Regions from separate parts of the Homo sapiens genome. Here region 2 is linked to region 1. A link is a contact called in ENCODE Hi-C or POLR2A ChIA-PET data. All regions are on one chromosome and are shown on one strand. Each heading gives the region's core, a stretch centred on a gene start or an enhancer-like site at or near the end of the contact. The rest is flanking DNA. Distances are from core to core; before and after follow the strand shown.

The links. Hi-C counts contacts between places; a loop is a spot of excess contacts on that map. ChIA-PET counts read pairs that join two places held with the same protein, here RNA polymerase II (POLR2A). Pooled maps may share reads with other maps.
Region 2: a map of naive thymus-derived CD4-positive, alpha-beta T cell shows a loop between it and region 1 (21-fold over the local background). The contact joins the promoter of RCC1L here to the promoter of TYW1B in region 1. A Hi-C loop is called at or near these places in 1 of 168 maps with a recorded cell type or tissue (naive thymus-derived CD4-positive, alpha-beta T cell), 4 of 37 single-sample maps with no recorded cell type and 7 of 50 pooled maps. POLR2A ChIA-PET finds 5 or more read pairs at or near these places in 1 of 52 experiments (GM10248).

What each region holds. Positions count from the first base shown.
Region 1 is chr7:72,826,413-72,830,787 of GRCh38, reverse strand. It overlaps TYW1B (tRNA-yW synthesizing protein 1 homolog B), which reads left to right and starts at 2,588. Exons shown (of 14, transcript NM_001145440.3): 1 at 2,588-2,716; 2 at 3,803-3,933. The coding sequence starts at 2,713. It also overlaps the pseudogene SBDSP1. RefSeq lists enhancers at 2,039-2,088, 2,324-2,618 and a silencer at 2,419-2,678.
Region 2 is chr7:75,071,074-75,075,443 of GRCh38, reverse strand. It overlaps RCC1L (RCC1 like), which reads left to right and starts at 1,642. Exons shown (of 11, transcript NM_030798.5): 1 at 1,642-2,030. The coding sequence starts at 1,707. RefSeq lists a silencer at 1,737-1,956.

The DNA of each region.
Region 1 (4,375 bases), core at 1,339-3,838:
AACGCACTGATGAGATCTTCCTTCTTGGCAACCTGACCTTAGGAAACATTTACAAACACTGAGTGGGTCTGCAGAACTTCATCAAGGTCTTTTTCCCTTGTGAGGGCAGGAGAGAAAGTCCTATGTGAATATACTTGAAACTTGGACATGCATTTACATTTAAATACGAGATGGCAACAACATGAACGGCAAGACACAACAAATCCCCCTGATGACCTTTAGTGTAGAGGGCAGTTTTCTTCCCCCCCCGCCCTTAGATGGAATTTCACTGTTTTTGCCCAGGCTGGAGTGCAATGGCGCGATCTCGGCTCACTGCAACGTCCGCCTCCCGGGTTCAAGTGATTCTCCTGCCTCAGCCTCCTGAGTAGCTGGGATTACAGGCATGCGCCACCACACCCGGCTAATTTTGTATTTTTAGTAGAGATGGTGTTTCATGTTGGCCAGGCTGGCCTCGAACTCCTGGCCTCAAGTGATCTGCCCGCATCGGCCTGAGGGAACATTTTCAAAACTCAGAACTGTATTTGCCCTACCATTTGCTCACTGGAGAAAAATGTCATGGGAGGACGTAAGAAACACAAGGGTGGGGTGCAGACAGCTGCTGCCACGGAATGCCAGTCCCTAGATGGCAGCAGTGAAGACACTACGCACTTTAAACTGCTAGGGCTACTGAGATCTATGACAGTATTCGGAACACTAGGTTCTCAGCCATCATTATTCTAGGAAAAGGACCACAATTATGAGATTTCTTGGCTGCAGCTTTTATGACACCAACAAAACAAAACCCCAAACCAACAACCCAATCGGAACCAACCAAATAAAGAAACCCTTGGCTTAGGCGCCAAGCTCGGACAGCGACGTCTCATGCTCACAGCAGGAATGTTCCATTTCCTCCCGGGCCAACAAACACCCCAGCCTGGCCCATTCACTCGACTTGGGCAGAGACAGGCCGCCTCGGAGGTGACGGCTCAGGCCCAGGCCCAGGCCCGAGGGAGGGGGCTACTCACAAGCCGCTCCGCCAGCCGACGACCTTGTTTTTGTAGCAGGCGATTTCGAAGCGCTTCCTGGCGCGCTTCATCCGTACCACGGCCACATTGGTTAGGCGGATCTGGTTGGTGGGGGTGAAGATCGACATCGCGGCTGTTCAAAGACCCAGAAGCCGGCAAACCAGGGCTGACCCGCGCCGTCCAGCCTGAAGGCCACCAGCGCCTCGCGGTAACGACCGAGCGGCGCGCGGCACTGACCCAACCACAAGTGCGCGGCGCCGCGACTCACTAGCTTCAGGCAGCCGCCACAGCGTGTCTGGCAGGCTTACTTACTGCGCAGGCGTCAGGTGGAGCAGAAGCCGGGAGGGGAGAAGTGAGCGATGACGCCTGCGCATTGTGGCTTTTACCGCCATCTTTCCACGCCCAAAAAGGGAGGTGCTTTTCCTTGGCGTTTTACTTTCGCCAATGAGCTGAGAGCTCTGACAGGATGCTCGCGGATGTTTAGTGACCGGGTTGAAACACAGCGTTGGCACCACCTCGTTCCGCGGAATTCAAGGGCCAGACCCACTTTATAATAGAAATTTTTTTATAATGGAATTATTTTATGATAAATATTTTTATTTACTCACCCTTTTATAATAGAAATATTTTAACATAAAATGTAGACAAAAAAGTGTAATGAACCTTCCATGTACCCATCACCGCGCTATCAACATTTTGCCATCCTTGTTTTATTCTTTTTTCATTTTTTTTGTTGCTTTTTTATTTACTTTTTTTTTTTAAAGTCAGTCTCACTCTGTCACCCAGGCTGGAGTGCAGTGGCAGGGTCATGGCCCCACTGCAGCTTCGACCTCCTGGGTTCGAGCGATCTTCCAGCGTTAGCTTCCCAAGTAGCTGGGACTACAGGTGTGAGCGGCCACGCCAAGCTAATTTAATTAAATAAATAATTAAAAAAATTTTTTGTACAGACGAGGTCTCACTATGTTGCTCAGGCTGGTCTCGAACTCCTGGGCTCAAGCGATCCTCCCGCTTCGGCTTCCCAAAGTGCTGGGATTACAGGTTTGAGTCACAGCGCCCGGCCGGTTGGGGGTATTTTAAAGAAAGCATCATATGGTTTCAGCATTAAATACTTCAGCCTATAGCCCTTAACAGATACACGCGACGAGATTAACTACAATTCCTTAATATCATCTATTAGATGATATTAAGTCATCCTCGGGGTTTACCCTCGGGGTTTCCCAAAAATAATGCCTTTCTACAGTCGGTTTATTTCAATTAAGATCCAAACAGGCCCACATAGCATTTCCCCCGCTCCCCACTCCTTTCCTCTTTTAATTTTCCCATGCCAATCATTTCTCTCTGGACCCGCCTTTTCCCAGTCTGAGCCAATCCAAACGGAGGCGGAAGCGCTCCGCCCTCATCGCCCGGAACTCCGGGCGGTGCTTATTTCTGGACACGCCCCCTTTCCCCTCTGAGCCAATCGGAGCAGGGCCGAGAGCGCACCGGGCACTGGCTTCCTTTCCCGGAGCTCCGGGCTTTCCTCTGGGCCCACCTCTTCGTCCTCTGAACCAATCAGGACGGGCCTGGCAGCGTCGTAGCTGCCCACAGTTCTGCAGCCACTCGGTACGGCGCTAACGCCGCGAGGTAGCTCGGTGCGTCTCGCAGTACCAGTGCGAACCTTTGGGCTCTCCAGGTCCGAGATCCTAGTCTCCTGTCGGCTCTGAGGAGGATGGGTAAGGGCACTCGGCGGGCAAGGACCCTGGGGCGGCAGGGGAGGTAAACGTTTTACTGAGACCCTCTCCGGGCGGAGTGGCGTCCTCGGTCCCCTTCCTTCGGAGACTGTTGCACTTGACAGCACCGGCTAGCCGCCGCTGAGAGCAAGGAGGACCGATCCCTACTTTTGACCTGGCTTTTGCCTTTTGAGGCTAGGGGGTTAGACAGAAAACTACCCCTCCCACTTTACCCACGTGTATTAGGACTTTTGCACCTGTAAAGCCTAAATTTCAGGCTTCGACTTTTGAAATTGCTGCCAGGTTGAACGTTTGAAGCCAGGTCCTTCCATATCTCTCTTAAAAAAAAAAATGAGACGTAAGGTCAGTTACTTGAGAATCTTTTACAAGTTTAACCGTGAGCCTTTGAAAGTACAGTTAGTAAAAAGAATACTTTTACTACTTAAGCTTTTTTTATGGAGCAAGCACAACAAAACAATTAACTTAATTTCACATGAAGTATTTTTACTTTATGTTCCTTCTCTTGCTTCTAAATGCTCATTTCGAAGTGAAGATACAGTTTTATATTCTGTTTTTTCTTTGAGTTAGTGTTAACAGTATGATAATTTTATTACGTTACTACATAGTGTGTTATTTTTATTACAGTTGATTCCCCCGCCCCCCCCACGAGATGGAGCCTTGCTCTGTCGCCCAGGCTGGAGTGCGGTGGCGCAATCTTGGCTCACTGCAACCTCTGCCTCCCAGGTGCAAGCAGTTCTCCTGCCTCAGCCTCCCGAGTAGCTGGGATTACAGGCGCGCGCCACCATGCCCGGCTAATTTTTGTATTTTTAGTAGAGGCGGGGTTTCACCATGTTGGCCAGGCTGGTCTCGAACTCCTGACCTCAGGTGATCTGCCCGCCTCAGCCACCCAAAGTGCTGGGATTACAGGCATGAGCCACTGTGCCCGGCCAACAGTTGATTTTTAAATTAGATTTCTTAGCTGGGTTGTTGAATGTAAGGTTGGTTTTATTTTCTTCTTAAAATCGGGAAGGATATCTTTGTATATGTAGCTTTAAATGAAATTATCTGTGTGTGTCATTTTAAATTTAGATCCTTCTGCGGATACATGGGACCTCTCCTCACCTTTAATATCATTATGGATAAACAGGTTTTACATTTATCTGGGCTTTGCTGTTAGCATTAGCCTTTGGATTTGTGTCCAGATTGTCATCGAGATGCAGGTAAGTGGAGTTATTTTTTTTAATAGAGTATTTAGGCATCAGATTTTATAGAGGATTTAAACACTAAAAGGAACCTTTAATTACTTTTGTGTTTGGTCTTTAGACATTTTAATGAAATGCCTAAAATAAATTTCTTCTCTAAGTTTTTGGAGACTAAGTTATCTTGGATTAAGTTACTTACTTTTTCTTTGATAGGTGTGTCTCATTTTTAAGATACAGGAAGATTTTTGTAATGAAAAGTGAACCTTTTATATGAAAAACAAATTTGTTTTATACCTTTAAGGGTCAGTAGTCCTCTCTTTCCATTAATTAAGGATCAGAAAATAAGTTCCTACTATTATTCTACTAAAATACCTTATAGGATAAAAGTATGTAAAGTTTTTTCTTGGAGGGAATGGAAATCATGAGCCTTAAAAATGTGGGTCCTGCCTATTAAAGGACC
Region 2 (4,370 bases), core at 393-2,892, 2.2 Mb before region 1:
GCAGCTATGAGTTGGACCATGCACTTGCCTAAATGTATGGTGGTCCCCTGTCCCCTACCACAGTCCATCTTTTTTTATTTTTTGAGACGGAGCCTCGCTCTGTCGCCAGGCTGGAGTGCAGTGGTGCGATCTCGGCTCACTGCAACCTCCGCCTCCCGGGTTCAAGCTATTCTCCTGCCTCAGCCTCCCAAGTAGCTGAGACTACAGTGCGTTCCACCACGCCCAGCTAATTTTTGTATTTTCAGTAGAAATGGGGTTTTACTATGTTGGCCAGGATGGTCTCCATCTCTTGACCTCGTGATGTGCCTGCCTTGCCCTCCCAAAATGCTGGGATTACAGGTGTGAGCCACTATGCCTGGCCAATCCATCAGTTTTTTTAGGAGCCAAACAGGTGAACTCAATGGGGAGCTACCCATTGGATAGGAATCACCACCCCTCTGAATCTTTTACATCTTTGAAGGTGGCACTAGCATCTACAATTCCATGTGGCAAACAGTGTGTGTTCTGATTGAATACTGGCTGGGTCGAGACAGGGTAAGGGGACCGATGTGAATGGCTAAGTTTATCTATCCCAAATGGTGGCAGGGAACTTACTACCAGGCGGGTCCATAGACACATTTATTTTTACTTTTATATTTACATTTAATTTAATTTTTTTTTTTTTCAGAGACAGGGTCTCACTCTGCTGTCCTGGCTGGAGTGCAGTGGTGCAATCATGGCTCACTGCAGCCTCGAACTCCTGGGCTTAAGCCATCCACCTGCCTCAGTCTCCTAAGTAGCTGGCACCACAGGTGCACACCATCACGCCGAGCTAATTTTTAAATTTTTTTGTAGAGAAAGGGTCCCACTATTTGCCCAGGCTGGTCTCGAACTCTCAAGTGATTCTCCCACCTTTGTCTTCCAAAGTGCTGGAAGACTGGGTCCGCCGCAGAGAATACATTTCATAGCCCGGGAGACTGGTGGTTTCAGTGCCTTCATGAATTTTACTCCCTGTAGTAAGAGGCTTTCCATGAGCAGTCTTGTGGTCACCACATTTTATTAGTGGGTTTTCCCCAGTCATCTTCCATAAAACAGGCCTGCACAGGCTGGGGGCGGTGGCTTATGCCTGTAATCCCAGCACTTTGGGAGGCCGAGGTGGGTGGATCACTGGAGGTCAGGAGTTCAAAACCAACCTGGCCAACATCGTGAAACCCTGTCTCTACTAAAAATACAAAAATTAGCCGGGCGTGGTGGCGTACGCCTGTGGTCCCAGCTACTCGGGAGGCTGAGACACGAGAGTCACTTGAACCCAGGAGGGGGAGGTTGCAGTGAGCCTGTCGATAGGTTTGAGGGGACCTGGGCAGGGGATGCGAAGGCAGCAGGGAATCGTCCACTCCAGCTCGCTGTCGCTGGAGGACGGCCTGGGGCGGCGTGGGAGCAGACCGGAGCGGAGACGGCTGCAGCAAGGCCAGGTAAGAAATGTCGCGGGGCAATAGCAAGGGAGCAAAACAGGACACGCAGTTTCGCTAAGGGACAAGAATCCTAATCCCGCCCCTAACCCCGCCCCTCACCATCGCCACGCCACGCCTCCCTGAGCCTTGGGCTGCCGTCAGCGCCTTTGCCTTCAACCAGGAGTAAAAGTGGCCGTAGCCTCTTCCGGCGAGGACTGGTGTTAAGGGTCACGCAAGATGGCGGCGCCCAGAGGCTGCTGAGGCGCGGAACGGAGGATGGCGCTGGTGGCGTTGGTGGCTGGGGCTCGGCTGGGGCGGCGGCTGAGCGGGCCGGGGCTGGGGCGAGGGCACTGGACGGCGGCCGGGCGCTCCCGGAGCCGGCGCGAAGCGGCAGAAGCCGAGGCGGAGGTGCCCGTGGTCCAGTACGTGGGCGAGCGCGCTGCCCGCGCCGATCGCGTCTTCGTGTGGGGCTTCAGCTTCTCGGGGGCGCTGGGCGTGCCTTCCTTTGTGGTGCCCAGCTCCGGGCCCGGGCCCCGCGCCGGCGCCCGACCGCGCCGCAGGATCCAGCCCGTGCCCTATCGCCTGGAGCTGGACCAAAAGGTGCAGGCCGCGGCTTCCTCCTTCTCTCCTTCTCTCTCTTCCGCGCTCCCGGCCTCCCTCGACCTGTTCGGCTCTCTTCAAGAAGTTGGCTCCTCTGGGTGGACAGACTTCCGGCAGGACGACCCTCGAGCTGGCTGCAAGCCCAGGAGGGGAAGGCGTTAGGGGTGGCCATCAACATTTATTGGGTGGCAGTGCCAGATGTTGTGCCGGGTCGTGTCATTCGCTTAGCACCCAGTGAGTCGACAGTTATTCCCAATTACAGGGAAGGAAGGGGAGGCCCAGAGAGGTTGAGGCCCGAGGCCCCACCGCTGCTAGCTGTTTATATGCGGTGGAATTCTCACTCAGGCCAGCGTGACTGCAGGAGTTCTGATGTTAGGAAAGCAAAATTCAAAAGTCCATTGAAAATGTATACCAGCTGAGGTGTTTCAATGAACAACTCAGAAAGGGGATTTTTTTGTTTTAATTTATTTTTTAGAGACAGGGTCTCGCTCTGTCGCTCAGGCTGGAGTGCAGTGGTGTCATCATAGCTCACTGCAGCCTCGACCTCCTGGGCTCAAGAGATCGTCCTGCCACCTAGCCCGGCAAATTTTTGTATTTTTAGTAGAGATGGGGTTTCGCCATGTTTGCTAGACTGGTCTTGAACTGAACTCAAGCGATCCGCCCGCCTTGGCCTCCCAAAGTGCTGGGATTACAGGCGTGAGCCACTGTGCCTGGCTGAAAGAGGATTGATTTTAAAATCAAACCATCTTTGGTCTATATCCAACCTCACTGGAAGCCCCGGTTTTCTCATCGGGTCAGTGAAGGGAGGATTGATGAGAGTGTAGTTAAAACACCCAACAAAGACCTTGGGGTTGTCACTGTGTTAAATTCACAGTAGCTGTAGTACTGAGTTTTCCTTTTCATGGTAATAGCCTGAGTACGTAACGGTGTAGTGTCAGTGAAAAGCATGCAGTCAAGTTACTCAACCTTTAGAAGCCACACTTTCTCATCTGCCTTATACTACTGCTAACAGCAATAAGAAATAGAAAATATAATAACAAAAGCAATAACAAAAACTAAACAACAACAACAAAAAGCATACAATATAGGCCAGGTGCGGTAGCTCATGCCTGTAATTTCAGCACTTTGGGAGGCCAAGGCAGGAGGATCATTTGAGTTCAAGAGTTTGAGACCAGCCTGGGTAACACAGTGAGAACTCATCTCTCTGTCTCTCTCTCTCTCCATATATATATATATATATATATATATATATGTATATGTATATGTATATGTATAAATTTAAAATACAAAATAGAGTACAAAATATAGGTTTGTTTTTTTTTTTTGATCTGGCTCTGTTGCCCAGGCTGGAGTACAGTGGCGTGATCATGGGTCACTGCAGCCTCGACCTCCTGGATTCAAGTGATCCTCCTGCTTCAGCCTCCCATGTAGCTGGGACCAAGCTTAAATTTTGATTTTTTCATAGAGACAGGTTGTCACTTTGTTGCCTAGGCTCAAAATATAGCTCTTACCTTGAGATGGGTACTATTCCCTATAAGGGCTTTAGCTATATTAACTCGTTTAGTCTTCACAACAGCTTAGTGAGAGAGATGGTACTATTATCATCTTTACTTTTTAGAGAAGGAGAAACAGATATAGAGGTAAAGTAATCTATCTCAGATCACACAGTTGGTAAGGATGGGGCCAGGATTCAAAACTAAGGAGATCTGTCAACTTACCTACCGCGCTAAGAGATGGTGGTGTTTTTTGTTTTGTTTTGTTTTGTTTTGTTTTTGAGACAGAGTCTTATTCTGTCACCCAGGCTGGAATGCAGTGGCGCCATCTTGGCTCACTGCAACCTCTGCCTCCCAGGTTCAAGCACTTCTCCTGCCTCCCGAGTAGCTGAGATTACAGGCGCACGCCACCATGCCTAGCTAATTTTTGTATTTTTAGTAGAGATGGGGTTTCACCATGTTGGCCAAAGCGGGTCTCAAACTCCTGACCTCAAGTGATCTGCCTGCCTCAGCCTCCCAAAGTGCTGGGATTACAGGTGTGAGCCACCGTACTCGGCTGCTGCTAGATAGTGTCTTGATCTTGGTGAATGGGGATGGTAATACCTAGTGGTAAGCTGACATAGACCATAAATAGACTATATTTATGGTCTATGTGTAAATCACCCTTCATAGAGTGATTATAAAGATTAAATGAGATAATACTTATCAAACATATAGTAAATGCTCAATAAATGCTAGTTGCTGTCTTAATAATATGTGTTCTTGGGCCAGGCACGGTGGCTGACGCATATAGTCCCAGCACCTTGGGAAGCCAAGGCGGACAGATCACTTGAGGCCGGGAATTTGA